Linked DNA regions of Mus musculus: regions 1, 2, 3 and 5 are each linked to region 4. Evidence: chromatin loops called from intact Hi-C (ENCODE). Cell type or tissue: left cerebral cortex. All regions are shown on one strand. Each heading gives the region's core, and the rest is flanking DNA. Links, peaks and the distances in the headings are about the cores only. Region 1 has its middle 9.4 kb from the start of Bhlhe23. Region 2 holds the start of Gm14340 (a long non-coding RNA gene). Region 3 has its middle 19 kb from the start of Gm14340. Region 4 holds the start of Mir124a-3 (microRNA 124a-3). Region 5 holds the start of Gm14342 (a long non-coding RNA gene).

Region 1 (6,436 bases), core at 936-5,935, 110 kb before region 4:
TTGTGAGCCACCATGTGGTTGCTGGGGATTAATCACAGGACCTTTGGAAGAGCAGTCTGTGCTCTTAACCACTGAGCCATCTCTCCAGCCAGAGGCATTTGCTCTTATTGATGGGCCTATGTTGATATGTTATGATCGGAACTACGGCTATGTGAGATTCATTCTTGGTATTGCCTATCTTCAGAAGTACACTGTTACCCCATAACCCGCTGTGTTCCGGCAATGTGTTGTGACTTCTATTCCATGGGATCAGTGGATCAGTGTCTGTAAATGTTTTGTACATTTGTATCATTGCTTTACATGTTCATTTTAGAATAGTATGATACACACACACACACAGAGAGAGAGAGAGAGAGAGAGAGAGAGAGAGAGAGAGAGAGAGGCTATACCCAGTACTGTGCAACCCTAACCTCCTTACGTCCTCTCTGTCTGCCTCTAGTCAGTTATAGAATATGTTTGCATAGGGCAGGGCTCTGCTGCATGTTCATTGGCCTGATTTCCTGATTGCATTCCTCTAAGTGTCTTTGTTGATCTTTCTTCTTCTCTTGCTTGCTGTGGTATGTACCTAGAGAACAAGGGGATATTTCTCCTGTATTTATTGTGAAGTGGAGCTAGGAAGGTCGTACTTTGGAAAGTATGGTCTTTGGAAAGCCTGGTCTATTTTAGCCTGTCCCTTGCAGAGCCTGCAGCAGTTTGCCAGTTAACGGCAGTTTCTTCTGCCCTGACCTTGGCTATCTTCCCCAGTAGGTTATATAGGTCCTGGGATATGTTTGTCTCTCTAGTTTTGGGGAGGGCATGGCCATCAGACTGTGGTCATGGCAGTCTGATGCATCTAGGAAAGTTGATCCTCAATTTGCCTGGTTTTCTATTGGGCAGGTTGTGAGAACTGGTTTCTAAGCCCTTCATATGTGCATGTGTGGGACTGGAAAGGCTCACCCTCCCTCCCTCCCTCCCTCCCTCCCTCCCTCCTTCCCTCCCTCCCTCCCTCCCTCCCTCCCTCCCTCCCTCCCTCCCTTCTTTCTTTCCTTCTTTCCTTCTTTCCTTCTTTCCTTCTTTCCTTCTTTCCTTCTTTCCTTCCTTCCTTCCTTCCTTCCTTCCTTCCTTCCTTCCTTCCTTCCTTCCTGTCTGTCCTTTTTAATCTTATGAGCTTCTTGAATTCACACCTTGTTGCTTTTGACTTTGATTAGTTTGGAAATCTTGTTGACGCTATTTATTTAATTGTTGTTGGTTGTTTGTTTTTTCAAGACAGGGACTCCCTGTATATCCCTGGCTGTCCTGGAACTCACTATGTAGAAAAGGCTGGCCTTGAGTTCACAGAAATCTTCCTGCCTCTGCCTCTCAAGTGCTGGGATTAAGGCATACATCACCACCACCCATGTCTTAGGCGTTTCATTAACCCCATGTTCACTTGTTTCTTCTGGGTTCTGGCTACATGTGCTTTGATCTTTCTTCTAGAATCCCTCCATCACTCCTGTGTTCCTCTTTGTCTTATCTGTCATCCACTCTTAGTATTTTCTTCTTGCTCCTCACTAATTTGCGTAGTCTCTCTTCAGGTGAATTTGCCCTTAAAGGTGTTATTAGATCTGGAATTTGTATTCAGTGCTAGAACTTTTCGTTTGGTTTTGCAGGTCTCTGCTGAAGTTCGCAGTGTTGTCTTCTCCCTCAAACACTGTGTAATCAAACCCAAGCCAGTCTGCACATGTCTGGTCTGGGGTTTCTAATGCTACCATTTGTACTGTTTCCCACTTCGCCTGGGTGTCTCACTGTATGCTGAGTGCTCTATTTGTGAAAACCATTTTGCAGACACCACTCAGAGTCTGTTTCTATTCTTCCAGGGAGAATTCGGCTGACTGCAGGGATCCGGGGCCTCCACCGTGTTTCATTATCAGAACTCATTATTCACCCTCACTTCCGAGAGTCCTTACTCAAAATGAAGTGTTAACCACCTCTTCTCTTAATGGGGCCTAAAATCCATCCCTATGGTGAGTGCTGCCTTTTCCCTGAGTTATGTCCCTCAGTGCCAAACCATGCTTAGAGAGGACGTTCCTTGGGAGGTCGATGTGTCTAGCAGCTGCTGTTCCAGAACACATGCAGCTCTCTGCTTTCCTGAGCAGAGGCACCTCTCAGCTGCACACTGTTGCCCAGTACAAAGGCAAGTGGGTTCCCATTGCTCCTTCTGTATCCAGTGATGTGTGATGGGAAGTGGTTTCTCACCTTTGACACCAGGTGCCTCTGAGTCTTTTGCTTTGGTTATGATGGGCCCAGGCTGGCTTTTCTCATCCTGACATTTACAGGCCCCAGTTTATGGATCTCAGAAGCATTTGTGTATACCCTTCCACATGTGTCTTTAGCTTGCCAGGCAGACTCATCCTGGACCCCCTGACCCCCCTCCCGAACCCCCGCCATCTCTGCTCACTGGCTTCTGGCACTTTTGAAACCCCAGGACTCTGAACTTTTCTGTCTCACTGTTCAGTCTTTTTTTTTTTTATTATATGTAAGTACACTGTAGCTGTCTTCAGACACTCCAGAAGAGGGAGTCAGATCTTGTTACGGATGGTTGTGAGCCACCATGTGGTTGCTGGGATTTGAACTCCGGACCTTCGGAAGAGCAGTCGGGTGCTCCTACCTGCTGAGCCATCTCACCAGCCCCACTGTTCAGTCTTAATTCCTGCCTTAGCTCCTTAGTTCCTGCTGTACTTGTGAGCTGCCTCTCTGCCTTGTTCCATCCAGCGGTGTCTTCCTGTTCATCTCTGTACCTGAGTTGGCCTGTGATCACCTTGCCCCATACAGCAAACAGACCAGTGTCACTTCTGGGTGAGGTGGGTTGGTCATTTAGTAGGACGTCCCGCATAAGTAGAGGGCATGTGAATACTTGCTCTGCAGTTGATTGTCCTGTTTGGAGAAGCGTAGGAAGTATGGCCTTGCAGCAGGAAGTGTATCACTAGAGTCAGGCTTTGGGGTTTCAAAAGACATGCTCATTGCCAGTACAGCCCCTTTGCTTCCTGGTTGTGATTTGAGATGTGAGCTCTCAGCTTCTGCTCCAGTCACATGACACCTCTATTCCATCACCATGTGATATTATCCCTTTGGAATCATAAGCCAAAAAAAATCCTTTCTTCCAGAAGTTTCCTTGGTTGTGGAGTTTTATCACAGTAATAGAAAAGTCTGCCTCTGCATACACACACCCTCAGAGTCTTCAGTAGAAGCTTGCCTGTTGAAGAAGCTGTGGAGGGTAGGCCTGGCTCACAGTTCCCTCCAGGAGGGAGGATTTCCAGAGCCCTTCCTGGCCTCTGAACCAGTGCAATGCTCATCTGGTTGTGACCAGAGTTGAGCCCAGCCCATACTCTAAGGAGCAGCCAGACTGTCCCTTGAGCCTCTGTTTTACTCCTGTTCCCTAGAGCTGTGAGTGGTGACAACCCTAAGTTCAAGGCAGATTCTACAGGAGGACTGCAGGACTAAGCAGACCAGGCTACACCCTACACAACAGGTCCCTGGTGTGTGTTAGAGAAAAGGCCCTTACCAACTCCCTCTTGTGAGCAGGATGGTAGTTCCTGTATGGTGGTCCCTTTCCCAGCCCTGGCCACCCAACATGGACCTACTTCAAGCAGGCTTCCTTCTCAGAATGTTTCATTCTAGGGTTCTAAGCAAGAATTGAGAACACCCTCAGAAGGTCACCTGGGCCTTAGTCCCCTGTTGAGCATCTTAGAAATTAGAAGTAGTGGCTTTATCTGGGAGGGGCTGTAGATCTCTGGCCAAGTCTCCCTCTGTTGTCTGAGGAAAGTCTGCTGTCCAAGCAAGGGAACAGATTTTGATCCTTCTAGAAGCAGTTAGGGAAGTTGGTGTTGCAGATTTGGGGAGTTCCTATTCTGGCCTCCAGGGGGCAGTATGCCTCTGATCTTGTGTTGTTCTGTCCAATTACAGGTGAGGTTTTATTTTGTTTTGTTACTGTTGTTTTTACTGTCATTCATTTATTTTGCTTTGTCTTTTGTTTTTCTGAGACAGAGTTTCTCTTTGTAGCCTTGACTGTCCTAGAACTCAGTCTGAAGACCAGGCTGGCTTCAAACTCACAGAGATCCTCCTGTCTCTGCTTCCCAAGTGCGACGGGTCACCACACCCACGTACGGGTAAGGTTTTTAGGCAATAGTCCAGTAGTTGGGTGTCTTAGTTGTTTTGTTGTTGGGACCAGATTGTAGACTCTGAGCCTCCAGGAGCAGCAGAGACACGTCTAGCAGGTGGTGAAGGTAGGGCCCTCTCTCCCTGACCTCCTTTGGACATAGCAGCCCTGCCTTAATGAGCTCTCAGGATGCTTTAGAGGGGCCTCTCAAGGTGGATGAGGACAAGGAAAGGCCAGGACATGGCCCTGTGATGGCTGATGTAGTCAGGGCGTCCCTTAGTTCCAAAGCCAGAGGGTCTATGCCAGTAAGGATGCGTCAGGCATAGGAAGACAGACCAGGAAGAGGTCAGACTCTTGTGGGCTGGATCCATAGGTCTCTCTAAATCTGTAAGGCAGGTGACCTCTGTAAGTTCAAAGCCAGTCTGGTTTACACAGCAAGTTCCAGGCTAGTTAGAGCTACATAGTTTGTCTCAAGAACAAAACAAACAGAAGCTCACATGGCAGCCTTATGCATTACTTGATATTCTCTGAATCTGGCTCTCTATTCTCTTGTGTAGACCCATCTGGCATGGCTTTCCTTCATCCGGAATGGTGTCAGTGCTTGCTCAGTACAAGCTGGTGATAGTTTCTCTCAGCCTATAGCTGGTTACTTTGTCTAAAAACATCTTTATTTGTTGCAACTGTTGGGATGTTTTCCTTGGATACAGAACTGTGTTAGTGTGTTAGGCTGGCAGGTTTGCTCCCCCCCACCCCCGTGTGTGTGTGTGTGTGTGTGTGTGTGTGTGTGTGTGTGCGCGCGCGCGCTCGTGCCTGTGGAGGCCAAAGGACAACCCTGAGTGACGCTGAGAGGCTCGCTGGTTGGTCGGAACTCACCAATTTGGCAAGGCTGGCTAGCTAGCAATGCCTGAGATTCTTTCTGCCTCTGCAGCACAGGGATTACAAGGGTAACGCCATGCCTGTGCCTATGATCCTATGGATCTGGAGAATGAACTTGGGTCCTTGTGTTTGCACATCAAGCACTTTACTAAGCATCTCCCCAGCCCCGTTCTCTAATTACTTTCCTTTGCACCTTGGCTGCTTTGGGCTGCGGGCTGACTTTGATCTCATTGTGCTGGAAACAGATTTGTTGAGACCTTTTTGAAGTGCTGGACAAGTCTGCTCTTCACTCCTGACAGGCCATCCCAGAACATCGTGATCCACCACCCTGCAGGGCACATTCCTGTGAGGGCTAAGCTGTTTTCTGGGCTCTGGCCTGTGATGAGGGTGACTCTTGTCAAAACTCCTGGTCAACCTGCTTGGGCTTTGCTCTCTTCTCCCTCCTTTGGTGTGGGACTTGGGAAAAGGGGCCCAGGAAGCCTATCAGCACCTGCTAAACAGGGTGGCAGGGTGACCTCTGGAAGGACAACTCCAAGCCAGGAACTCAGTGACCTAGTTTCCTGGTGTTTCTCAGTGGAGGAAGTCAGCCTGCAGTGCGGCAGCTATCCAGGACCTCATTGGCAGAACTGGATTGTCGCTATCTGGCTGCAGAGGGAGATCAGATGCCTGCCCACTGGGAACATGAAGTGTGGAGTGATGGGCATGGTGTTCTCTTATCTGTGAGCTTGGGGATATCTGATGCCTGTCTGGATCTCCCCTTCTTCCCCCCCCCGCCCCCCCCCCGCCCTCCGCCCTCCGCCAATCTTCCTTTCTGTGACTTCAGAGCCTGAGCAGGAGAAGCGCTGACAAGGAAAGCGTGAGAGAGCACATGGCAGGGACCATAAGCCTGACAGGGGGCAGAGAGCCAGATCCCCTCAAGATCTGTGAAGGAGACAAGCTGGGCTCATTACCTATTCCATTTTGCGGGAAGAGACTGGATAGGAGGCTGCCTGCATGGCCCTGCCCATCAGTGCTATCGTGCTGATCCCTGGCAATCACAGCCTGGCTGCAGCACCCAGAGCCTGAGCCGCCTGCAGCATCTGAGCAGATATGCATGCCTGGAGATGCACTGGGAACGTAAATGTGTCTGTTAATGATTCTCCCTGTGGTTCCCACATTGCCCCACAGATGATTCTGCACTTGGCTGAGATGAAATGCAAACACCTAGAAAAAAAAAAACCAGAGAAAAGCATTGTAGGACTCTAAAAGCTTGCTTGTGCTGCAGTTTCAAAACAAACATTAACGGTATCGATCAGGAGCAACTTTGCTAGACTAAATTTGAGTTGTAAAGTCAGGGTGTCCTCAGGAGGGAGGTCCCTCAAGGGAACCCAACTCCTCCCCGACACAGGGCAAGGTGAGCATGTGTTCTGGTGTTAGCTTCTCCATATGCATAGATCAAAGGAAAGG
Region 2 (6,436 bases), core at 469-5,468, 68 kb before region 4:
TCCCCATGTGATACCTTCAGTGCCACTCAGTGGATTCATCACCTCTTCACAGAAGACACAGGAAGTCTGGGGTGGGGCGGAGTCTCCAGGCAGAAGCCGCATATCACCTTCCAGCTCTGCGTTCTCCTCTGCCTCCCACAGACATGGAATTCTAAGAGATTTCCAGATGGACAAAGCAACCCTCTTCCAGGATGAGGACACAGAGGGCAGGGCTGTGGCTGCCTTGCAGTTCACGTAGGTGGCACACCTCAGCTCTGAGGGATACACAGTTGCAATTTTACGGTGTAGATACAATGAAATGTCTGCTCTCTAGCATGCTGTCTTCTGCCTGCTCCTCACATGTGTCTAGAATTCACCTTATTTTGTTCCTGGTGCAGCAGCCTTTCTCTTGTCGGTAGCCTGTCTGACATACATCTCCTTCTGGGTCTGTCACAATGAAGAGGTGTGGTCTCAAGGTAGTCCTGCACCAAAGAGGTCCAGGTTGAATTCTCGCCCGTTGGCAGTGCCCCTCATGGTTTACAGATCCTCAAGGTAGGCATAAAACCTACTGCCTCTTGCAAGTCATGGCCTTACCTACTTCTCCTTTGAGTCTGCTAGGCTCTCAGTAATGGAACAAACCAGCATCCTACATCCTTCAGAGACATGTGGTCCTCTCATACATCACAGTAAGCATCCTGCGGATGCTGCTCCAGGCCCAGCCTGTGCCACACCCTTGTGTCTTTTCTGGCTGGTTATGCAGGGAAGAGCTGCCAGCTTCACCTCCACCTGCCACATTCAAGCTAGTCCTAATTCTGCTCCATTCACACCCACGGATTCCATCACTTAGAAAGGCCTATTTCTTCCAAGCCAGGGATTTTATGACTCTGAGGATTAGAAGCTGTTATCCAACCCACCCTAGAGCACTCTATTCTGATTTTATGATAAGCTTCACTAATAAACTGTTTAAAGCATGGTAATTGTGTTTATTGTATTCTTTAATTATCATATGTATCACTAAAGATGCTGCTTCCCCTGAGAATCACAGGGCCTTACCACTTCTCCCTGCACGGAGTATATCTGTCCATATGTCTCTGTGGGCACCCATCTATGTGTGTGTCTATATTTGTGAGTACATTTGTGTCTTTTCCTCACATGTGTGCACACGAGTGTGTGTGTGTGTGTGTGTGTGTGTGTGAATCACCTAGCGTATTGTTCACATTCTCCAGTAAGAAGGGCTCCTGGGAACCTGCCTATTGGGTCTGGACACTGATTTAAAGCAGGCACTGAGGCGTTGCAGAGAATTGCCTGCCCTGGGAAGGGAGGCAGGAAGCAACACAATACTGCAGTGCGCCTCACTGCGCTTCACACTGCGGTTTATTTTGAGCCTGCCTAAGATAGATTATTTCTCCTTTCGGATTTCAGACGTTGGAAATCCAAGTCTGCTAAGCCCTGGGCTTGGGAGGGATGAGAGTGGCCCCATTGCATTTAAAAGCAGCTGGCAGGCAGGGTAGAGGAAGCTCTGCCCCCATCCAATTGCTGAGCTGAGCTGAGCTAAGGCTTGCAAGGTGAGCCAAGAATCCCAGCTCCGCTTTCCCTCACCCCCTGCTCAGCCTGCTCTGAAGGACTCTGACCCTCCAGTGGGTGCCCTAGATGCCTACAAAGCTGTCTCCCTTCTAGCCAATGGCCCTTGCTCTGAGCTGTAATGAGTCTCCGGTTTCCACCCAGCTCATGGGTCAGGCTGCTTAGCTGTTTAAGTGGTCTCCTTGCAGGTGACTAAACATGGCATCAGATTCATCCCAGCCTTGCTCTCCGTGTCAGACACCAGGTTCAAAGGCCATTCACTTTCTCAGGTCAAACATGGGCATTTCCTGGTCCCCAGCATGAACCAGAAAAGACGACATTACTGAAGCTGTGGGGTACGGAGTATGGGATGATTGTAGGATCCTTTTTGATTGGCTCATGGGGTCCTGGCTGCTGTGGCCCATGTGCTCACTACCAGCCATGCCAGGTACCAGCTTTACAGATTGATCTAAAATAGGGTGTCTGTACATAGACATTTAACAGGAAAAGCTGTATGTACAGAAAATGCAACTTTGGGCATAAGTGTACATATGTGTGTGCATATGTATGTATGTTTGTGTGTATGCATGCCCACACCTTACATAGCATTTATGACTTGCTCTGAAAATCACCCCTCTGTGTGCACAGGAGTCTCTTGAGACCTGAGCCAGCCATACAGTGTGTAGCCTTTCTCTCTTGTTCTGTTCCTGCCTCATTCCCTCCTCCCAAACTGACCATAGAAAAAGAGGGACTGAAAAAAATTCTGAAGACTGGATGAGGCTTATTCTGGGGTCATTTATTTCTGGCTATGTGTGTAGATGAAATGGTTGCATGTGACTTTCTAGGGCAGAGCACCTCCTTTCAGCCAAACCAGGGTGAACAGGTCAGAGCAGAACAGCTAGAGCAGCCCTGAATCCCTTCCTGAGTTCACAGTTCCTGTGCTGTGGGTCTCAACACAGTGTTGGAAGGATTTGTAGACTCCCCTGTCTGATGTAGTAGAGTATTGGAATATGGTGCCTACTGGGATGACCCAGCCCATCCTGAGGCCCTGGAAACTAGTTCCATGGCCATCTTTTTCTTTCATGTAGGGGTCATCACCCTAACTGCCTTCCCTCCAGTGGAGTTATCTTACCTACTGCCCTCTACTGGTTAAAGACTTGGCTCTTGTGTTTCTGAGCTGCTTTTCTATGGTTGGTTCAGGGAAGATCTCACCAGAATCTATCTTGGGGCCCTGTGGACTCCAGGAAGGTGGAGGGTTCTAGTCCCTGAGCCTGTTTGGTATTGTTCTACAGGCATGGCATCATATGTTCTCAAGGCAATAAACATACATTGTGTGCTTTTGATTATGCTTTCATCGTTCACTGTTCTTGTGTGGTAAATGAGACCTAGCTGACCTTGACTTCCTTCCATTCAGGTGTGGCGACACTCTGTGCTGTCATGGTTTTCTACTGTAGACCAGAGGATCCATTCTGAGACTACCCGAACCTACACTAGTGTTTTAAGTTACTTATGAAGAGAAACAAAGGACTTTGCATGTCTGGACATCCTTTCTGTGCTCTGTTGATCAGATCCATCCCTGCTTGTGCTCATTCTGTACTTGGAAAAAGTCTGTTGGTAATTCTTCCCTTCCCTTCCCTTCCCTTCCCCTTCCCCTTCCCTTCCCTTCCCTTCCCCTCCCCTCCCCTCCCCTCCCCTCCCCTTCCTTTCTCCTGTCCTCTCCTCTTCTTCTTCCTCTTCCTCTTTCTCCTCTTCTTCTCTCTCTTCATAATTTATTTTACTTATTTTGGTTTTTAGAGACGGGGTCTCACTTCGGTTGGGCAGGAACAAGCTGTAATACTCCTGCCTCTGCCGTCTCTGTGGGTTGTTATCCTCTGGTATTAAAGGTAGCCACTGCACCTAGCAAGGTTGGTTTTTATTTTAAGAGTATAGTGCTTCACCTGCATGTCTGTGCACCACATGCATGCCTTGTGCCCACGAAGGCCAAAAAAAGGTGTTGGGTCTTCTAGAACTGGAGTTACAGATGGTGGTGAACCACCTGTGAGTGCTGGGAATCTAACTTGGGACTTTTTCGAGAGCAGCCAATGCTTTTCACTGCTTAGCCGTCTCTCTAACCCTTGTGGGTTTTTCTTAGAAGGCAGTTGCTCGTGCCAGGGACTCAAGAAGCCAGATACCCATCACTGGTTCTCCAGGTATGTAGAGCTTGTTTCCCACTGTGGACACTGGATTTGCCCCTCACCTCAGTCTGAGGTGTAGGGAGGAGGTTTTGGGTTTAAATGGGTTCAGCTTCTTGTCTCTCCAGCTATGCTTCTCACATTTGAACAGAGTAGTCCTTGATGCTACAGGCTGAAGTAGGGCCCCACTACCTCTACTGTGCATCTATGGGTGCTTCTCTAATCTTGGGCTCTGTTGTGGGTGTGAAAGGGAAGTAGAGAGGAGCCAGGGAGACAGACAGCAATGGGCATTCACAGGCCCAGGGCTTGACAGAAGGCCCCGAGTTGGATTCTGCTACTAACAGATGGGGCTCAGTGAGTGAATGTCAGCTGGACACTCAGAGATCAGGGTTCTGGGAAAGGATATGTGGGCATTAACCAGTCTGTAAACACGCAGAAACTCTATAGAAGTAATTGATTAGTAACTATCATGTAATTGCAGGGTAATCACATGGTTATTTTTGCTTTGCAAATTAAAGTGTTACTATGAGATTGAACAATTATGCAGGGCAATTAGAGGCTGAGTCACATGCTAATTCTGGTTAAAATAATCAGGTGAACCATGGGATGGGCAGTTTCTGTACAAATATGGGGTTATGTGATATTATTATTGTATGTGATGAGGGGTGGCTGGCCTTGTCTGTGTCCTGAGGGCTTTCATCAATGACTTCCTAGAAGTGCTCACCAGGTACAAACTGCAATATTGCTGCATGGTGATATGAAGTATCCTTCATAAACTTGAGTCTTGATGGCCTGGTCCTCAGCTGGTGGTACCGAGAGGGATGTGATTCTTTTTGTTTTTATTGGTGTTGTTTTGTTTTGTAATTTATTTTATGTACATGAGTATACTGTTGCTCCCTTCATACCCAGAAGAGGGCATCAGATCCCATTACAGATGGTTGTGAGCCACCATGTGGTTTCTGGGAATTGAACTCAGGACCGCTGGAAGAGCAGTCAGTGCTCTTAACCTCTGAGCCATCTCTCCAGCCCCGAGTTGAGTCATTCCTGAGGGTGTGAACTTTTTGATGGGTTAGTTCACTGATGAGCTCATATTCAGAAGGCTGTTTGGAGATGGGACTTGATTTGGTTAAGTCTCTGCCTTTATACCCACACTGAACGCTGATGGTTTACCCTGCTAATGCCGTGGAGCCAAAATGCCATGAATTGAAGTTTCTGAAACTCGAGCCAAGATAAACCTTTTCCTGTTTACCTTGATTATCTCAGTTATTTTGGTAAAGTGGAGATCTGGCTGACGTCATTTGCCCAGAGGAAGGGACCCTGGGAACCAACACCAGCGTTCCTGGCTTACTGAGGCCATTTTTAGAATGTCAGGGCAGTGGACGAAGACACCAGAGACACAGCTCCATATTCCCACTTGCAGGAGGCCAAATCCTTTCTCAAGACCTGTACTCAGGAAGAGCTGTAATACTTAATCGCTGCAGAAAAGAATTTCAGGATAAGCCAGAATGAAGCAGAGCCAGAATGAAGCCAGAGTCAGCAGAGTTAGGAAGCTATTTTAATATAAATTCAAGCAAAAGTTTTAATAGAACTAGAGTATTCAGAAAAAATATCAAGGCACACCCAAGTATGGGTGTAGACTCCTTAAGAGACTAGCCTGTGTGTCTTTATACAGTAGCCAAGCATATGATTTTGGTAGTTTTTTTGAAGCACATCTCAAGGGATTAGTTAGAATTTTCATTTTATTTTTTTAATCTCTTTTTCACCCTTTTCAGTAAGTGTGATTATAAGATGGCCCTTGAGGTGCCTTCCTTAGGACTGCTATCTGACAAGGTAAAACCATACACTGCATGAATTGCACAAAGGGGCTAGGACAGGCATTTACTGTAAATGAGGCTCCTTGGGAAATTCCTAGAGAAGCAGGGAAAGAGAAAGGCCATGCTTGCTTAGCATATGCAAACATGCTCACTGCTGCCTTAGCAGTTGTATTTAAAGCATCTCTCATAAGAGGAATATTTTCTCTGTGTTAGCGACTTTCATGGCAAACGTACTGGGATGCTTTAAAAAAAAAACCCAACAAAACTTTTTACTGATTCTTTGTGAATTTCACACCATGCACTCCAATCCCACTCACTCCCTGTCCCTCTGTATCTGCCCTCCACCTTTGCAACCCCACCCCCAACAAAGAAAATAATTAAAACATAATCTTGTCATGGAAGCTGCAGTGTGTCACAGTGTGTCATACAGCACACCCTTTTGTCCACACATCTTTATTTGCAAATGTTCATTGCAATGAGTCATTTGTCTGGTTCAAGGCCTCTGGCTTCTGCTATGCTATCAATACTGGATCCTCACTGGAAGTCTTCTTGGATATTCCGTGTTGCCCTGTGTCATGGAGATCCTACACCTTTGGGTCTGCAGAAATGGCCCCTTCATGCATTGTATCAGTTCATAGATGGGATAGATGCTGGGTTGGGATGGGCCAACTCAAAGCCCCGGATCTGGGCCTGGGTAGTCAGCCTTCCAGGTCTCCTGCACCCATATCACCAGGGTGAGCTCCGGATCTCCTTCTCTCATATCCTCGGAGCCAGCTCACATGAGTTCCTGCCACCAGGGCCAGTTCTTCTGTGTGCCCAGGAGAGCTGCAGGGTCGGCTCTCTCAAGTGCTGCAGCTGGTGAGGACCAGGAACAGCTCTCCTGCCTGCTTCAGGCAGTGAGGGGTGAGGGGT
Region 3 (6,436 bases), core at 562-5,561, 89 kb before region 4:
GGGCATGAGCCCAGGCTGGGTGTGCCTTTGAGCAGGTTGGGGCCACTAGGCATTTCCTGCAGAATCTCCACCTTGGGTGCTGCGTTCTAGAACTGCCTTCTCTCCTCCCTGAAGGTGACAGGGTTTCTCAGGTAGAAAGTTGATGTGAACTCCCAGGCATCCTCTGTGCTGGGAGGAGATTCCCATTTTGTCTTCTGTATGTTCATTGCACCATCTTTCTCCTTGATGGAGGCTCCACTGAGCCCTTTGGAGGTGCAGGTCTTCTGACTCCTCTATCATGCTGTGTAGACAAGGGCACCCATCTCATGGCTGTATTCCATTCTGCCTGGATCATCTCATGGTTGCTCAACCTTCCTTTTCTGTCTCTCTTCCCCCCTCCCTTCCCTTTTCTTTGTTTCTTTCTTTCTTTCTTTTTTTTTTGATTCTTTGTTTCTTTCTTCAATTCTTTGTTTCTTTGTTTATTCCTTTGTTTCTTTTTTCTGTTTCTTTGTTTCTTTCTTTTGTTCAAGCATGGGTCTCACTATGTAGTCCCGGCTACCTTCAAACTTATTATGTAGAACAGGCTTGCTTCAAACTCATAGAAATCTGTCTCCTGAGCCCCCTGGGGTTGAAAGTGTGTTCCATCATGCCCAACTCCTATGCCTTTTTTTGGCCTTGATCTTGTCTCCATCTTGGACCAATTGACTGTTCAACTGCCTGAGAGTTCCACAAGCACTTGTCCCTTGAGTCTCCATGGCATTGATAGACTGTGCTCCATGTAGAGCCTTGCCAAGTTATAGACGTTAACTTCAGGAAGGGCAGAGAGGGCAGCTTCCTGAGAATTGTGTGGCTGTCTCTGGCAGCCCATGGGGCTCTGAGCTGCCTAAGGCTTCAGGAGGCAATTTAATTATAAATGTTTCCCTAAATGTCAGCTCCACCACAAGCTTGACAGACAGACACTAAGGCTTTTGATATTCCATATTCAACTGGTGCTGTGGGTAGGTAGAATGATGCCTGAGAGGTACCTGAAGGGAAATGGGTCTGAATTCCAGATGAGATCATGATCAGGCTGCCCTCGGAACCCTGCAGGCACTCCAAGACGTTTCCCCTTCATGGCTTATGGCATTTGACTCTTACACAGGAAGTGGTGCCTCCAGGGGCTCAGGCAGGGTGGGCAGGGCTACTACCTTCTGCCAATGGGTTTATTTCTTTGTCACAAACATTGACACACACTAGGAAGTGTCACCAAGTTCAGGAACAGGCAGCAATGAGGGTCAGTGTTCCAGACAGGCCTTTGCAGAGTAAGGAACAAGAGATGAGAGACACAGAGCCCAGAGCATGGAAGGCCCTGAGAGAAGCAGGGATAAGTGGAGTAGAGACCAAAGTGGCCGTGGCTTCATTTCCATCCTCCTACAGTATGGTTGCTTCTCTTCATGGAGCTAGTGTCTGTAGTCCTAAGGTACAAAATGTGTGTGTTCTGGTGGTCCCTCATAAGGCATTGCCTTCTGATGTCTAGAAACATTTGAGGAGGCCCATAGCAGTACCTAGCACCAGGGTCCAGGAGCGGAGCTGGTGTGGGGTCCCCTAAGTGCTAGCTCTGTTCTGCCCTCTGTAAAGGTAGCACTCATCTCATTGATTTTTCTTTGGCTCTTAAAACTCTCAGATGGCTCCATCTCCTGCTGCTCTTTGTAGGGCTGAAACTATGCATCTGATTCCATTTTTGTACCCTGCTGTGGCTGGAGTAGAGGGAAGAGATTGAGTGAGGATAGATATGCAGTCCTGCTGGGACATTCCTTCAGCTAGGATAAATGGCCTAGGGAAACCAGTCCAAGCATCATGGGCCACCTACAGCAACCACACCCCCTCTAAGCACTGTCTCCTCCCCAGCCTGAGTCCCATCAGGCAGGTCCTCCCTAGTGTATGCTTTGTCCAGCATCGTTGAAAGGGTGATCTATTTTGTTTGTGAAAAGCTGATTATCATAGATAAATAAATCTAATTAGTCTCATTTGCTGACACACAAGCCTTTAATTGAGAGCGGAATAATTTGCATATGCAAATGACACAGCTAGGCACCCCCTCCCCACACTCCAGACTTAACCTGATTCCTCCAGAGACAAATAATTCTGTTTCGGGAGAGAATATGATGTATTAATTCACACGCAAACAGCTTCATTTAGAATCAGTGGCTGTGTTTGTTTACATGAAGTGATGGCTGGTGTAAGCTTGTTGAAGAAACAAATGACTCTAAGGGAAATCTCCGTGAGCTTCCCACTGTGGGGTGGTCCCTGAATTAGGGGCTTTTTTAGTCCTCAGGGTGGCAGCTACCAGCACAGAGTCATGGTCATGGTCTCACTTTGCTGGAAGCTCTGGCCCCCTGGTAGACCAGGTGAGTACCAACAGGCCCTGTCTCTCTGGTGTTTGTTCCCTGCCCATATCCTGGTGGCAACTGATGGGGCAGGTACAGCCACTGCCTGGCAAGTTGGTGGTCATTGATGGCTTACAATGAGGCTCCACATGTGGCTAGTGTTTTCCCTAAGGTTGTGAGCAGCAGATCGTGGAGTTTGCCAGCAGTGGCTGGTCCTTGGAAGTTGAATGCTCAGTTCTGGGGAAGGCTGAGCCACTGGGCCCCAACTATTGACTTCATACAGCTTGTGGCCAGGGTCAGCTGCCTCTCCTTCTTTAACGGCCTCCTGCACCAGCAACTCGAGACAAGCCTGAGGTGTTGGGCCCCATGGAGGAGCCCCCTACCCCTGCTCTTGGTTAAACCCACAGATTCCAGGAACACAAGTGACAGAGGTACCCTCCATGTCTTGTTTATAGGGCTATGGCCTGCAAGAGTACTTTGGGGGCCTTGGCTAGTGATGTGAGAATAAAGACCTACATCTCTAGCAGGGCCAGTGTCTAAGTGCTAGGTGCCCGTCGTCCCTGGGCAGTGGGTGGCATAGCCTTTTGTGTGTGTTTTCTCCTTCCCTAGGCCTGGGGGTGGGGGTGGGGGTGTGGTCACATGGGCTGTTCTAAGGAGGCCTAGTGTGAGGAATTTGGCTCCTGTGGAAGAAGGATGATGGCATTCCCTGCCTACTTGAGGGCCCTTCAGGCTGTCTGTCACCCTAGCAACTGACTCATGAAGCAAGGGATCTGATGCTGCCCTAGATGGGTTCTGTGGTCCCCTCCCTTTCCTTTCTGGGCTAGGCTAGTCAGCAGAGGGCAGCAGTGGGCCAGATGCTGGCTTTGAGGAAGGGATTTGTGAGCCTGGAGAGAAGTTATGCCCTAAATTTTGGGGTCTTTGTGTGTTCCCCAAAGCCCTGTAAGGAATGATCACAGGTGGGTGATCGCCATTAACTGTTGTGCTTACATGGATGAGAAAGATCATCACCATAACAGCAGTGGGCCTGGCACATGGGAGGGTCCTACCTTTGGCTGGTAGAGAGCTCATTACTAGCCCCAGTCTCTGAAGACAAGGTCTCTGTCCATCCTTGGCCTCAGATCATGATGAGCCCAAAATGGAATCAGCCGTTAGGATTCCCAGTTCTCACTCTCTCCTTTATCTACTGGCTCAGTGATTCATTCATTCACTAATTTGTTCACATACTCATTTGTACACTGGTTCATCCACACAATCATTCATTCATTCAACACACACCAGCAGGGACGTGTATCTTTCTGACCCCTTGAAGGAAGTATTGGTGGTTTTTAAAACCAGGATTCCAGCTCTGCACCTGCCCAAGCCATCTTGCAAGGCTATAGCTACAATGTTACAAGGCTATAGCTACAATGTTTCCTTTGACTTCAGTCTCTGGCTCATTTATTCTCTGAAGTTTTTTTCCTGTGCCTTGTGTTTGACCTCCATCATTACCGGAAGAGAAAACATCCCATAGCGTTGTCCAGCTCAAGGACGTCATTGGTTACCCACACTAAGCATGTTCTCATGAGGATGCCAATGGCTCTAACATTCTGACTATGCTTGACATCATGATTGGGACAGAGTTCTTGTACAGCTTATCAGGACCTGGAAGCTACCTGAAATATGGGCTTGGACCCAACCCTTGTCTGTGTCCCAGCCCTCATGGACCTTTGGGAGTGAGGACAGAGTGCTGTGTGCACACATATGCATGCATGTCTATGCTGTGTGCACATACTCTGTGCATATCCTTATACACATTGGCAGGGCCTGGTCCTGGGGTCCCTAGTGTGGGAGGCCAGACTGTTAGAATTGAGCCACAGAAACCAGGCTGTGGCCAGCTTAGTGACCTGTCTACATCCTCAGCCTCCCTTGTTTTCCACAAGAAATTCAGTAGACCACACCCCATGTCAGGACCACCACTGGTGGTGGTACCCTCTCCATTGTAACTGAAAATGGAACCGATAGGCTCGTCCACACCTTGGTGTTGAAGCTAGGTATGCATCTACAAGGTTTTAGAGAGCAGGAGGGCATTCATGTGCCTACTGTGCTCAACTCCTTTCCTCTTAGGCAGAAACTGTTTTAGGGAGGGTGTGGAGCCAGACCAAAGTGATTCAGTTGTTCAGACGGAGGTATGCTTCCCTCCTCCAGGACAGACACAGTCTTGAGTACGGATGCAACAAGTGTGTGCACCTGGGGTGTGGTGAGCAAGAAGGACACACTCAGTATAACTAAAGTTATATTTTATGCTGAGGGTCATCACACAATGTTCACACTCTGAATTCCTAACTGTGGTTCTTCCCAAGGCTGCTTTCCTCTTAGCTGAAGGTCAGGTCCAGTCTCTAACAGTAGTTCCTGATTTGAGGGTCAAGATCCTGGGAGAGACTCTTCAGCCACAGGGCAGATCAAGGTGGCATCTCTCCAAATGTGCAGAACAGAGCATTGCTTTTGGTCTCTCTTATATAATGTCCAGTGGGCAACATGGGGTTCTAGGACTGTGTCTGGTTACCTTGAATAATCAACACCACTGGGTTCAGGTTATCAGGTGCAGCCTTGGATATACTGGGGTTCCTGACAAAGCTATTTTTATATGTCTAAAAGGCATTAAAAAAAAACAAGGCAAACTTTTGCAGCTTATGGAAACACTGTCCTGGTCTTTCTTTCTGGGTGGGTTCTGCTCCAATGAGGATATTCTTGATATTAGTGGCCCCTACTTTCATCTGGTTCCCGGAAAAAGACTTTAAGAATGTGTTACTGGAGCCAGGCTGTGATCAAACATGCTTTTAATCCCAGCACTTGGGAAGCAGGGGCAGGTGGATCTCTGAGTTCAAGGGCAGTCTGGTCTACAGCATGAGGTCCAGGACATCCAGGGCTATACATAGATAGATAGATAGATAGATAGATAGATAGATAGATAGATAGATAGATAGATAGATAGATAGACAGACAGACAAATAGATAGATAGATAGATAGATAGATAGATAGATAGATAGACAGACAGACAAATAGATAGATAGATAGATAGATAGATAGATAGATAGATAGATAGATAGATAGATAGATAGATAGATAGGTGTTGAGATCACAGGCAGCCTGATGTCATTCCTTCAGAGCCTTTGTACTGCTTGATCATCATCAAGCTGGCCTAGGTTTTCCTGCTATATCTCCCGCTTTCCTCTGCTGATGTGGGTATTGACTTTAAAGGCTCACCTGATGGAGCTAGGGCTAGCTCATTTGGTTAGGGAAAATGGGGCCATGTCTGTGGGTGGCATGCTGTGAAGGTGTGTGTGTGGGCCAATGACATCAGGTCTGACTGTATGATCTCTTCAGCATGCCAATGAACACCCCATGAATGTTCTAGAGGTAGTCCAGCTCTTAAGCTCCAATTAATTCTTGCATCGTTAAGGGGCTTTGATCCTCGAAAGCTTGATGAGATCATCTGAGCTCACAGTGGAAAGAAGCATGGCAGGGGCTTCTTCCGGATGGCATTTGTGAAGTGTAGGAAGGTCATAGCTTTTGATAGCTTGGGACAGAGGTGATTTAAAAGACCAGTTGGGATCTTAAGTTGGGAAGCTGAGTCCACCACAGTCAGTGGACAGCCAGTGACCTTCTTCTCTCAGACTCCTCAGGGGAGCCACTGAGCACATTCACAAAGGATGAATTATTGCTTTCCAAGTGACTCGTGGCTTACACTTGTTTGGAGAGATGGATGGATGGATGGATGGATGGACAGACGGACAGACAGTCACAATCTGTTCACTCTTCCCCTTCCCTGGGCCACTGGAGAAATAATCTGGAGTCCCCTTGTTCTGTTTTCAGGTCCCAACCATGTAGCAGCACAGATAACCAAGTCAGGTGGGGTACATCACACCGTGTGGGTTCTTGCCCCTCCTCCACTTCCTGCTTCAGGGCTCTGGGGGAAAGTGGGGTCTGAGCTGCTTGTAAAATTTCCTGGAGCAGGTGAATGCATCAGCCCAGGGTGAGATCATGTATGGTGGTGAGGGGCACTTTGGCCTGAGACATAGCCCAGTCTGGCCAGGCAGTCATGCCTCATGAC
Region 4 (6,436 bases), core at 896-5,895:
GGGATGGTAAAGGGTCTGCTGTCCTGGGAGCGCCTTTTCTGGGCGAGGATCCAGGCTCCGCGGATGGGAAGCGATTCGGGCAGGCTTTGCTGTCTACACCATGGACAGCAGACCGTGAAGGTTTGGTGTCATGGACGGTGCTGGGGACCTGACCCAGTACCCTCTAGGGAGAGGGACCACTGGCCAGGCAAAGAGGAGCTGGTTCCAACAGGGAGTAGCCTCTGCTCGGAGTCTAGATCCTCCACTCTTGAGCCACCAGCCAGTGTCCCTCGGGCTGCAGGTGCTGGCAGGCCGTGGGTGGTTTCCTTGACTTTGGGTTGGGCATAAGCAAAGGTGGGCTTAGCTGTCTGTGTAAGAGGGGATTCTCTAGCGTCGGTTGAGACTGGCACCTGCAAAGGGAAGGATTTGGGGTTGGGAGAGAAGTATCCTGACCCTCTGAGGACCTTCGGGCAGTGGGATGAGATCTCCGGAGATTACCTCCTTCCCAGCTGAGTGTCTTCGGGGGTTCCCACGGGGCTGGAGAAGGTTGGAAAGGGAGGGGGAAGAATTTATGCCTGGGTCATTTAGCTTCTGTTAGAGGGCAGGTGGTCAAGGGCTGGGTTGGCCCAGGGAGAAAGGATAGGACAGAGGCCTGCCTACTTCTGTGTGGTTCTTCCAGTCTGCAGGAACAAAGGCCCGCTGGGAAGGCCTAGAGTGGCGTGGGTTTTTTTTTTTTTTTTTTTTTGTTTTTTATTTTTGGAAAGCCGCTGATCTCTAGCCCTAAAGACCCAGATCAAGGTAGTCACCCTTCAATAGACTGCAAAGAGTAGATTCAATTGCAGTCAACTGTGAAGTATGGACTGTGTTTCTCCCATCCTCGTAAGCAAGGACTCGCTACCCAGCTAGAAAAAGGGTGAAAAAGGGGAGCAGTCTCTGATGGGGGTTGGGGGAGATGTCTAACTCCCTTCTCCACATAGGGCCGCCAGCAGGAGGCTAGGACCCCTTTCTTTCCCCCCCCCAGGAGAGAGAGGCTCAGAAGCCACTGTGTAGAGTGGTTATTCCGGAAGGACCAGCCGCTTGTGTGAGGCAAGCACAGTGTGTTCGCTGCACAGCGGGGTGTGGCTGGTGGTGGGTGTAGAGGAGCTGCGGTCGGTGGGCTGCGGGAGAAGCTTTTGCGTGGGTCGTGCAGTAGGACAGAATGAGCGGTTCGAGAGTGTCCAAGAGGCAGTTTCTCTGCATACGTGTGACCCCGGGGCGCCGGGCACAATCGAAGGCGTTCGAGGGCTGCATCCGTGTGAGTCGAGGAGCGCGCGGAGCGGGACGCCGAGCGTGTGCGCGGGAGGCACGGGTCGCGCGGTGCGTGAGTGCGCGTGTACGCGGTGCGCGTGCCCCTCAGTTCTCAAGGACACCTCCGAGAGGAGGCGGCAGAGCCGGTGTCGGGTGACGTCACCGCGCGCCCCAGTGATAATCGCCCGGTGCCGGAGCCGAGCGCGGATACGAGCGGAGGCAGCGGCGGCGGCGGCGAGCGCGGGGACGGTCGCACCCGGTCTAGGCAAGGAGAGTGGGAGTCAGACTCCCGCAGTGCCGACCTCGCGGACGCCGGGCTCCCACCCGGCCCTCAGGAATTTGCCCGGCTTCCTTGGCACTGTCCCTGCGCTCTCCTCCACCCGGGGCCGTAGCGTGCGGGTCCTGCGGGCGCCAAGAAGGAGGCGGAGGCGGGATCGGGCGACAGCGCAGGCTGTGCTGCGGAGCGGAGGCGGCAACCGAGAAGCAGCAGGCGGCGGCGGCTCGCGCCCGGACGGGTAACTGCGCTGGCGGCCCGTGCCGGGGCGAGCCGGTCTCTCAGGTCACCCCGTCTTTCTCTCCTCGAGCAGCTTCTCGCCAGCCAGAGGCGTAAGAGAAGAGAGCTCGGCGGGTTGTAGAAAGAGACTGCTTTTCATCTCCGAACATCGAGGTTCTTTATTTTCACCGCACTCACGCACTCCTGGTGGGGCCGGGAAGAGGAGCCGGGGAAGGGCAGCTGCGGAGAGGCTTGCGCCGCCGGGGTGGAGAGGGCTCTGCACCCGTCAGAAGACTGCAGCAGGCCGGAGCACGCGCGCTCACCCCGGCCGGCTCCTGCATCTCCCTCGCCGCGGCTCCGAGGGGTCCCTACTGCAGGAACGCCCCGAGGGATTTGCCCGGGCCCTTCTCTACCTCGGGGAGGGGAAGGAAAACTGGCTCCTCGGAGTTGGGGGCGGACCAGGGCAGCACTGCCAGCTTAGCGCGGAGCCCCGCCCCGCCCGCCCGCCCCGCGGCGAAGAAGCTGGAGCATTCGCGCCCCTCAGGCTAGGACCCCACGCAAGCCGCAGCCCGGCCCCGACCCGGTCCAGCCGCTCGCCGCCCGCCGCAGCCCTGAGGGCCCCTCTGCGTGTTCACAGCGGACCTTGATTTAATGTCTATACAATTAAGGCACGCGGTGAATGCCAAGAGAGGCGCCTCCGCCGCTCCTTTCTCATGGAAATGGCCCGGGAGCCCGGCCGTCGCGGCGCCCCTCCCGCGGGAAAAAGGCGAGCCCCGGCCCCCGGTGGCCCCTCGCTCCGCGGACAAATCCGGCGAACAATGCGCCCGCCCAGAGGGCGGCCCAGCTGCTGGGCCGGGGATCTGGCCGCGGGACACAAAGGGGCCCGCATGCCTAGGACGTCACGAGAAGGGTGGGGGCGACCGCGGGGGAGAATGTGGCCACCCGGCCCCTGACCACGTGTGTCCGCAGCTCTGAGTGCTCGAGATCCCGAAGAGGGAGACGAGGGCCAGAAGACAAAGGGAGGGGCTGGGGAAGCGGCGGGCTGAGGGGCGCGGGAGGGAAGTGTGCAGCTTCCCGGGTTGTGTTGGCGCGTCCCGCTACCCACGGGCAGTCCTGGGCGCTGTCCTCGGTGCTGGCCGTGGAGTCACCCAGAGAGACGGGGCGCTAATGCGCTTGGGGCGAAGGGATGTCATGAGTATCACTGTTCCCATCTAGGGGGCCCTGGATAGTTGCCGCAGCAACCCCAGAGAAATGGGGTAGGGTCTGGGGTCACTGCAGTCTGTCCCCTGGGCGCTCTAGTTGGGGTCGCAGGGTGAAGGCGGTGATCACTTTGATTCTGAAGAAACCCCTGAACCTTAGGTTGAGGTTCGAGCTGTGGAAGTGGGGGATCTGCATCTGCATCCAAGGTCTAAATCTGGGTGGATACACTGGACCGCATCCCGCCCCCAAACCTCTCTCCAGCTATGCGGGACGCGAGGCACGTGAGGCTCTGCAGCCCAGAGAGAAAATGACAAATCCTCCTCCTCCCTCCCCCACCACCATCTGCAGCCGCAGTGACACCCACTCAGGTCTGCTGCAGGCATTTTTTTTCCTGTCCTCGGCAGCCAGCGCCACCTGCTGGCGTCCTGGTATGAGACTCTGCTCTGGCATGTCTCCTCCCAGCAAGGTTTCCGATCCCCAAGGTTACAGGCCCTATTACCTAGGGCAATGGTTCTCAACCTTCAGAATGCTGCTACCCTTTAATAGAGTTCTTCATGTTGTGGTGACCCCTCCCCCCAACCATAAAATTATTTTCGTTGCTACTTCGTATTTTGTTGCTACTTCATAACTGCAATTTTGTTACTGTTATGAATCCTAATGTAAATATTTTTAGAGATAGAGTTTGGCAAAGGAGTCCTGATACACAGGTTGGAAACTGATGACCTAGGATTGACTGTCAGTGGAGGAGGTCACAACCTCTGCACCCCCACCCCCTCAGACAAGTTGCAGACTTGCTTTTCATCTTCATGGGGTGAGTGTGAGCCCCTTTCCTGGCTCTGACCCAGATCCAGAACTGACCGCCCAAATTCTCCTAGCCTCAAGTCCTGTGCAGTTGCAGAAAAGCAAGACAAAAGGGCCCGCGTGAAGACACAAAGAGATGCTGCAGGGAGACTGCTTCAGTACTCCATGGAGAGATGCACACAGTCACACACTCATAGACCACTAGTGCCTTTGCATCCTGTCCCCAAAGCAGAGCCTCTGCAGAACCTCTGCCTCTTGGAGGGTGGAGAAGGGGCCCAAGCATACCACAGCTCTGACCTTGGGCTTGCTGTCTCTTTTTCCCTTCCTCCCTCAGAAGAGCTGCAAGGTGAACTCAAAGCAATACTGAAGGAATTGGTAGAGGTATCAGTCCTCTAGTGTAAAGGTTCCTAGGGGGCACAGGACTATGCCCCTCGTTGAGCTCTGTTGGGGGTGCTCTACACTGCAGCCTGGCTCTTTTCCCAGAGGGAAGATTCCCCCTGCCTCTCCCCTGGAACTAGAGCTCCATTCTTGTGCCACCGCTGCCCTTGCTGGAGAGTTGGCTCCTGACCACAGTGACCTTCTGGGCTGTGAGCAGAGATCGGGGTGGGGAGGATGGTAAGGGAGGTGGGCTGGAGAGTGGATAGGCGGTAAAGCCCATGGCAAGCTGCCCTGTGCCCCAGCCCAGGTTGAGTAGCAATCACCTTCACTCACCTTCATTGCACCCCCTTCAGTGGAGGCTAGGGGCTTCAGTTCAGGGGCACAGGACCAATCTGGGCATGGCTAGCAGACATGGGGCATTCGGTAGGAAGGCCATTTTTCAATCCTTACTGTGCTCAGGGTGCAGCACTGTCTGCTGGGGTGTGGGCAGGCCTCACGCAGGTGACTTAGAATCTCAGATCTACCCGTAGGGGGCTGAGTGCAAGCATCACTCTCTGACTCTCGGGACCAGCAGCCTTTTCTGCAGCCGCGCTTTGTAGCCTTTGTGGGCTAGCTTGGATGTCCATCCCTGTTTATCCTAAAATACATTCATCCCTACATAGACTGCCTGATCTATTTAGAAGCCAAGGCTCAGCATACGGGCTTGTTGGGTGCCAACCTGGTCAACAGCAAGCTGGGGAAAGAACATTCAGAACATTCACATAAACCTCCATCGGCACTGGGCCCTCTTAAGTGTAGGGACTAGAGAAAGGAGAGACACGGTTCGAGCATCCAATATAGTACATCTCCACTCCGAATGAAGCGCAGCATAGCTGCTGTCCCAGAGCAGTCACCTCATAGCTTTCTTGGGAAACCCTAATTCTCTCCAGAGGGGAGCATGTCACTTTTAGCCTTTTTGTCCTATTGGGACTGGAGATGCTTCAGAATTCAGCTTCCTGTCTCCATACTTCCAGCTCCCAGTCACAGCACTTCACGTGGAAGCATCCAGGAGCCCCGCACTGCTTGCCCTGAAGTCTGTGCTCTGGTAGTCTCTACCCGAGGCTCCAGCCTCTCTGCGCCTCATCGCCCCAACCTTCACTCCTGATGCAGCGGGTGGGGGCAGAGATGTTTCAGAGGGAAAATTAAGATGCTAGAGTGCTCCTGCCATAGCTTGTTAGAGAGACAGAAGAAAACGTGGGAAGAACTTCAATTGGCAGGAGGGAGCGAAGAGGGTCTGATTCTGCATGGCGGCCCCATCCAAGAGGAAGCAAGACAGGTATCAGCTTCTCTAGTGCACACACACAGATCTCCTCCCAGCCTCAGGCTATGCCCAGTCCACATGGCACACAAGTTCTACTTTCCACAATAGAGCTTCATTGGCAGCACCTCCCAGGGGTGTGATCAAAAAGTCATGGGAGTCCAGATTGCAGGGGCCTCTACCTTAGCCCATGCCTGCCCACTCGTACCCTAAATTCTACAGGATTCTGCCTTTACCCAACACAGGTTCCCGGACCTTTGTTACCAACAGAGGTCTAGGCTGCTCCTCAGCATCAGCTTGACCAGAAGGGTAAACCAGTATCCCCATGGCTACCTGCGACCTCCTAGTTGGTCACATGAGCAGGCCTAGGCTTCCTTGGAAGCTGAACCGTGAAAGTGCTGGCTCGGGCAGAATTTGATTTAAAGGGAGGATGAAAAGGGTCCGTTTGCACAGCCTGTTGTGCCACCTACACCCTCACAGCTGCTCCCATCCCTTCAGAGCTTAGGTACAGATGTCCCTAGCTCCTAGCATCAGCCAAGATGTAATAATAGCAACAAAAATTAATAGTAATAATAGCAACATGCCTGCCCTTCCAAGGTCTACACTTCCTACCTGGCTGCCACAGCCTTGACATTGAGGCAATCTCCACCACCTAGAAAGCCGTTCATCAGGAAGATAAAAGATAGAGCTATCATCTGTGCTTCGAGTGGGGGCCAGACACAACTTAGAAGTCCACATACACGCCGTTTCCACTGAGGCTCTGATGGAGGGGATAGGAGGCCTTTTCAGCAGGACAGGAGCACGCTGCACTCTGTCGTGTGACAGCACTCTCCCGGGAGCTAGGTCCCATCTTTGGTTCTCAGCCACTTTAAACAGGTCTTGTCAGGTTACCCCAGAGATGTCTGTAGAACCTATGTAGTCCTTCTCTTGCCTGAATTGTCACCCAAACTACCACTGACCATGAGCAGAGGAGATGAGCCTAGCACCTGGAGGACTGGGCA
Region 5 (6,436 bases), core at 674-5,673, 52 kb before region 4:
TTTGTTTGGGACCTTTGCATTGTATTCTTGGTTTACATGACCCTGGAGAATGCAGGTCTAGATTTTTTTGAAGCCTATTTTATTTAGGTTCTTAAATGGTTCAATCTCCCTTCTAGCCCACTGACCAAAGGTAGGGGAGAAAGATGGTTAATAAGACAAGAGGGTGGGGGACCTGATTAGAAGTATTTCTTTGGGAGTGACTCCAGTCTTCATTGTCAGGATATCAGCAGTCCAGTCCAATAGCAAACACCAAACATGAATCAGTAGCAGTGACTCAATCCAGCAGAAACCAAAAGGCTCCTCCCCAAGTCAGCGGAAGTGGCCGGAACACCACAAGACGTTCCTTGGCACGTTTCTCTCTACACAAAGTCACACAAGCAAAGACCAGCAAAGCGTTGCAGGGAGTGGTAATGCAAGAGCATCCTTCCACTGTCTGTGGGGCTCTACTTATATTCTTTCCAAACACCACGTACCCTCTCAAGTGTCTGCTCCAGCAAAGCATCACATGCCCCCTTATAAGACAACTTCTAGAAAACCACCACGTGTCTGTTCTCAGCAAAGCACCCTCTCATGTGTCTACTTCAACAAAACATCCTCTCACAAGACAGTTTCCAGAAAAACCTCGCATGACACAACTGAGCTGTTAGTGAAACTGGAAATGTTCACTTCAGGAGGATGCTGTGTTCTGGGGCTACATCTTCTTGTCTTCCTGAAATAACAACATGGCTGTGTGATTCTGGTGAGAATGGCCTCCATAGTCTCGCATGTTTGAATGCTTGGTCCCCAGCTTGTGGAACTGTTTGGGGAGGATTGTGAGGTGTGGCCTTGTTGGAGAAGGTGTGTCAGGGCTGTGCTTTGAGACTCATGTCACTGCCAGTGCACTCTCTGTTTCCTGCTTGCAGTTCATGATGTGAGCACTCAGAAGTTCCTGCTGTCAAACCTTTATTCAGCCATCAGGGACGCTAATCCTCTGGAGCCATAAGCCCAAGTAAATGCTTTCTTCTATAAGTTGCTTTGCTGGTGGTGTTTATCACAGCACTAGAATGTAACAAATACAATGGCTTATTTCTCGAATCTCTTTGAGCTCCCAGCAGAGACTGTCTGACGCTGAGCCAGCCCTTGTCTGTCCTCACCACCATATCTCTTGTCCTTCATTACCACCACATCTTTTATATGGTGATGGAATTGATTTGCCAGCAGCTTTTCAGCTGTTGGTCTTGTTTTGACACCAGGATCATATCAACTACATGGAATTATTTGGGTTATCTTCTTACTTTTCTATAAATCACATTTTTTTTTTTTAGATACTGCCTTACACTATATGCCAGGCTGGCCTTGAGCAGGAGGTAATCCTCTTGCCTCCAGACTGCTGGGTTTGTAGATGTTCACCACCACATCCTACTGAACTATTCTTAAAGGTAATATGTTCTGCCCCTAAAAAGTTTGACAAACATGTTGAGGTTTGGCCTTTTGCTGTCTATTGCAATGCTAAGACCTGGTTGCTCCAGAGATGGGAGAGTCGGCACAAAGACTCAAGATATGTGAGCTTGCCCCCAAGTTATTTCTGATTGGTAAATAATGTCACCAACAGACAATAGCTGAGCAGAAGAGATACAGGTGGGTTTGTGGTTGCTGGGTTTGGGGTTGGAGGAGGACCACGTCGGGGAGCAGAAGGTGAAGGAGGTAGAGAAAGTCACTATGAGTTAGGAGTTAAAAAAAAAACATGGCCGTGAGGGCTGGCCAATTGGAGTTAAGATCAGATGAAACATAGTAAGTAATAGCTTGGGGTTATTGATAGGAAATAGATTTTAATATCTGCCCAGCTTTAGTTCTGATTAAGACTTATCCGGGAACTAAATGTTCAAAGGCGAGGTAGAAACCCCAGATTGGGATTAAATAAATTCTACAACACAAACATTTGCTGGAAAACAGGCTCTGCCTGTAAAAACCCCTGATTAAGAAGAATGGACGTGTGCATGTGTGTACGTGTGCATGTGTGGGTGTGCAAGAGAGAGTCGGAGCTTCAGCTGCTGGCTTTCTCTCTAGGGGACAATTGATTTTTGTACTTTGGGGCTCACTCGCACTATGTTTTCCGTAGACGTATTATTTCATCAACATCTTCAGTTCTGCCCATGTAAGCTTCTCATTGTGGATGATGGGTTTTAAATCAGATTTATGTATCTGCAAGCACACCATGCTGTGACTCTCTCACCCTGCCTTTGTCCCCCCCACCACACACACACCTCTTCCCCGCCCCCCACCTCCTTTTCTGTTCCATCTCACTGCAAGAGCCACAGCTGAGGTTCCTTGAGCTCTGTAACCTCTGCTCGAGCACCAAACCAGCAATGTGTCATTGGTCAGTCAGGGCTCTGGGTGAGACCGGAACACAGGGGGGAAGATTCATGAGAAGGAAGCACAGATGTAAGGATAGGTGGGCCAGGCTAGGTCAGGATGAGGGTGCTCAAGAGGAAGAAAGCTGCAGAACCCACAGAGAAGACAGTGTTTACTTTTCCTGGAGAGGTGGGAAGATGAACACAATTTCACCCCATAGAGGGCACCAACAACAGGTCGATGCACACATGCACGCACGCGCACACACACACGTACACACACACACACACACGTACACACACACACGTACACACATTAATGATAAGGAAAGCTTTCACTTCTCTAAAAATTAGTACTTTTGAGCTCCTTAACTGGCTATCCAATACCAATTGGATATTGTATACGTATATAAATAAATTGAAATTGTACTTATATAAATAACATTAAATGGACTGAGCAGGTTGAATTTACATATTTAGGGGTGTGTGTGTGTTTGTGTGTGTGTATAAAATAACAATTAAGAGGGAAATTGAGATTAGCAAGAAGGGGACATGGGAGGGGTTAAGGGGAGGAAACGGAAGGGAAGAAACGATGTAATTATACTTAAATTTCAAAAAATAAAAAAAAAATTGAAAGAAAAGAAAAATTTTTATAAATGGCATAAGAAGTGGAAATCTGGTCAAGTGGTGGTGATGCACACGACTTTAATCCCAGCACTTGGGAGGCAGAGGCAAGTGGATCTCTGTGAGTTCAAGGCCAACCTGGTCTACAAAGCAAGTTCTAGGATAGCCAAGGCTATGCAGAGAAACCCTGACTTGAAAAACAAACAACGAAAAGTGGAAATCTAGAGGTGAATGTAATTGGTAAACTGCAGTTTTTCACTTTTGTTTTGTATGTGTGTGCATGCACACATGTGTGCACACACACGTGCATACACTCCATGATGTGCATGTAAAGGTCAGAGGGCAATGTGAGGGAATGAGTTCTCCCTTTCACTGCGTAGGTTCTGGAGACTGAAGTCAGGTTGTCAGGCCTGGTGACAGATGCCTTTACCCACTGCAGCGTCGATAGCTGACGCTGCACCTTGAGGTGAATGCCCTCATTTATTTCCACAGGGCTTTTATTTTCTCTCCCTCTCCACAGTTAGAGTAAGGTGTCAGGATGACCTCTGAGATGTTTTTATTTAGGCAAGAGGATAATGGTGCTTAGAGACATAAAATTGCTTCCTGAATGAAGTCTAATGAGGCTTCAGTCCTCAAGGGCACAGTGAGTGTCTTTAGAATCAGAATTGGGAATGAACTTGGCCAGCTGGTGGAGCTAGGCTTCCAGTACTCCTGAAGGCAACTGGCCTATGGCTTAGCACTCACCCTGGCTGGGGCCGCAGAATCATACTCTGAGCCCAAGCCATTCATGCAGGGTTTGCTTTAGGAAATACAACGTAAAGTGAGGGGAGGAGACAGAAGATGGAGGGCCATGGGAGTCATGTAAGTCAGTGTTACTTATGAGGGAAGGCTGGAACCTTGCAGTGGTCCTGCCCTAAACGAGGTTTGTTGCCCTATGCCTCAGGCACAGTAGGGTCAGTGGGCATCAGCTGGTACTTGAGAGGTGTTTAGATTGGGGAGCAGAGTCAGGCCAGCACATCCACTCCATATCGATGCAAATCAGCTTCAGCATTTCTTAACACTAACAGTTTAAAGGCACTTGTACACACATCAGTGTAGCTACCAAGACAGAGGCCCTTATTCCTCTCAAGGAGCCTGTGCTGAGTTCTCAGAAGAGCTAGTGTAGGTGTAGAAGAAACCGGCTCTCTGGCTCTCTGCTTGTTCCCTGCCCCTATGACTTTAGTTGGTGCTGAATGCAGTTGTGTCTCAGGAAGAAATTCACCAGCTGCTTCCAACCAAGCTGCACTTTCAGCTTGAGTGGCATCTACTGGGGAAAGCTTTGGGGACCCAGCCTGGGTTGTAATGCAGGCATGTTCCCTAGTGGCTCTCAAGGCAAGTATAGTAACATGATCATTGGGGTTTGGGCAGCCTCTTCTTCCAGACTGTGAGCTCCATAGGATTGGAGGCCAAGCTTGCAGTTTGTTAGCATGCATGCATGTGCATGTGTGTGCATGTGTGCTTGTATGTATATGCGTGCATGTGTGTGCATGCATGAGTGTGTGTGTGTGTGTGTGTGCGTGTGCATGTAGTCTGAAGCTATACAGGGCTCAATAACACCTCAACTTTTAGCCTGCTATAAATTTACTTTTTCTTTTCTTTCTTTCTTTCTTTCTTTCTTTTTCTTTTTTTTTTTTTTTTTTTTTTTTTGGTTTTTCAAGACAGGGTTTCTCTGTATAGCCCTGGCTGTCCTGGAACTCACTCTGTAGACCAGGCTGGCCTCAAACTCAGAAATCCGCCTGCCTCTGCTTCCCAAGTGCTGGGATTAAAGGTGTGCGCCACCACTGCCCGGCTATAAAGTTACTTTTCATTCCACTAAAAAAAAAATAAGTATTCTACTGGGAAAGACAAGCCTCATCAATTCTGCGTGTTAGGACTGACCACCCAGTAGGGCCCACCTGTGAGGGTCAAGTGGCTGCATAGGCTGAATGCTTGAGGCTCAAATTCCCAAAACTGGTGGAATCTCCACTTCCTCTGGGCTATGATGAAAGAGTCAGCACCTCGGATAGAGCCACAGTGGTCTCTGGAGCCTCGCAGCACTCTGCTCTGGAGACCGGCTGTTTAAAGGGACCCTGGGATTGCAGATAGAGTGGATTACAGAAAGCTATGATAACTATAGCTTTACATGTCAGATGTCTGCTTTATATTCTCAGAACTCTGTCTCACACAAACAGGCCCCAGATCACTTTGCTATGAGTCATGCGGTGCTCCTCAGTCTCAGCTTCCTGAAAAAAAAAAAAAGGATGGGGTCTCTTCCCTCTTAGAAGATTAGAGATTTGGTAGACTCTTGCATGAAATTTGCTCCAAGTGCTTGGTTCACTCATGACTGGGACACCATCTGTCCTATTTCCTACCTGGGTCCTGGAGACAGCCCTATGCTGGCATAGAAACTAATGAGAAACTTTGTTGCTATACCTGGGTCCTGGAGACAGCCCTATGCTGGCATAGAAGCTAATGAGAAACTTTGTTGCTATAGAGGCTGAAAATAATCACACTTCTTTTATCCTTCTAGCATCCCAGCTCTCCTGGATGTCGCAGGAATTGAAAGTGAAAAGAGAAAAATAGACCCGTAAATTGTTTGGTTTCCCAGTTGGGCACTTTGCCCAATCCATAGAGAATGCTTGGCTTTCTCTGCTCCCAGCACAAGACTTGGTGATTAGGTTCGCCTCTGGCCAACTGACACAATACTCGTGTGTAGATTATAGATTATAGATGGCACTCCGTGTTTTGCAAAGGCCTTACAGTGGCTGATAACTCCAGTGGAGGCAAAGGAGGGACACCCCAGACTGAGGGCCTCCCTGTTGGTAAGTTAGGCACTTGTCAGAAAACTCAGCCTCTGCTAAAGAACATGTGGTGAAGGCACAGATGACGAGGTGCACCTACACGAGGCTCTTGAGGCTTCTGGAATAAAACACAACAAACACTTGGGAGGCAGAGGCAGGTGGATTTCTGAGTTCGAGACCAGCCTGGTCTTCAGAGTGAGTTCCAGGACAGCCAGGGCTACACAGAGAAACCCTATCTCGAAAAAAACCAAAACCAAAACCAACCAACCAAACAAAAACCAACCAAACAACAACAACAAAAAACCCTAGGGATTTAAAACAACACAAACTAAGTTTTTAATAACATTGGAGGTAAGCCTTTGGCATCCAGGTGTGAGTAGGGCCATGCCCCCATGGTAGTTACCAGAGGAGACTCTTCTGGCCTTTTCTAAGTTTTGGTGGCCCGAATGTACCTCAGCCATTATAACATCCTCCTCTGTCTTTGCCCACTGTCTGTGATGCTGGTCTCTTCCTATGAAGACTTCAGTTATGCTGGACCTGACCTGTTCCGTAGGACATCATTTTAGCCAATCAAATCTACAATGACAGTATTTCTGAGTAAGGTCATGCGCTAAGCTCCAGGAAAGCCAGCAGTCTTGGAGGACACTTTCTAACCCAGCTGCC

Evidence for each region. Hi-C counts contacts between places; a loop is a spot of excess contacts. Peaks named below come from ENCODE experiments on the same cell type or tissue, not always from the same donor. Only the 100,000 strongest peaks of a DNase experiment are listed, where the experiment ranks them.
Region 1: a loop joins it to region 4, with 4 times the contacts of the local background. A loop is called at or near these places in 15 of 42 quality-filtered maps.
Region 2: it touches region 4 in a loop (8-fold over the local background); 6 of 42 quality-filtered maps call a loop at or near these places.
Region 3: it touches region 4 in a loop (3-fold over the local background); 10 of 42 quality-filtered maps call a loop at or near these places.
Region 5: a loop joins it to region 4, with 2.6 times the contacts of the local background. A loop is called at or near these places in 3 of 42 quality-filtered maps.

The regions. Positions count from the first base shown.
Region 1 is chr2:180,783,063-180,789,498 of GRCm38, forward strand. No RefSeq gene overlaps it. Among named protein-coding and RNA genes, the nearest start is that of Bhlhe23, 9.4 kb to the left of the region's middle. In left cerebral cortex, for the core only: a CTCF peak has its summit at 3,865 (motif pointing right); DNase peaks (open chromatin) are centred at 3,870, 4,818 and 5,569; H3K27ac peaks cover 42 bases.
Region 2 is chr2:180,824,244-180,830,679 of GRCm38, forward strand. It overlaps Gm14340 (a long non-coding RNA gene), which reads right to left and starts at 764. Exons shown (of 2, transcript XR_003953989.1): 1 at 15-764. In left cerebral cortex, for the core only: CTCF peaks have their summits at 2,656 (motif pointing left) and 4,631 (motif pointing right); DNase peaks (open chromatin) are centred at 744 and 1,401; H3K27ac peaks cover 3,091 bases.
Region 3 is chr2:180,803,025-180,809,460 of GRCm38, forward strand. No RefSeq gene overlaps it. Among named protein-coding and RNA genes, the nearest start is that of Gm14340, 19 kb to the right of the region's middle. In left cerebral cortex, for the core only: a CTCF peak has its summit at 3,185 (motif pointing right); a DNase peak (open chromatin) is centred at 3,159.
Region 4 is chr2:180,891,660-180,898,095 of GRCm38, forward strand. It overlaps Mir124a-3 (microRNA 124a-3), which reads left to right and starts at 2,381; the gene lies at 2,381-2,448. In left cerebral cortex, for the core only: a CTCF peak has its summit at 3,379 (motif pointing left); DNase peaks (open chromatin) are centred at 1,365, 2,203, 2,730, 3,287 and 5 more places; H3K4me3 peaks cover 3,440 bases; H3K27ac peaks cover 5,000 bases.
Region 5 is chr2:180,840,215-180,846,650 of GRCm38, forward strand. All of the region lies in intron 1 of Gm14344 (a long non-coding RNA gene), which reads left to right. It overlaps Gm14342 (a long non-coding RNA gene), which reads right to left and starts at 5,081. Exons shown (of 3, transcript XR_867162.3): 1 at 4,889-5,081. In left cerebral cortex, for the core only: a CTCF peak has its summit at 3,635 (motif pointing right); a DNase peak (open chromatin) is centred at 5,206.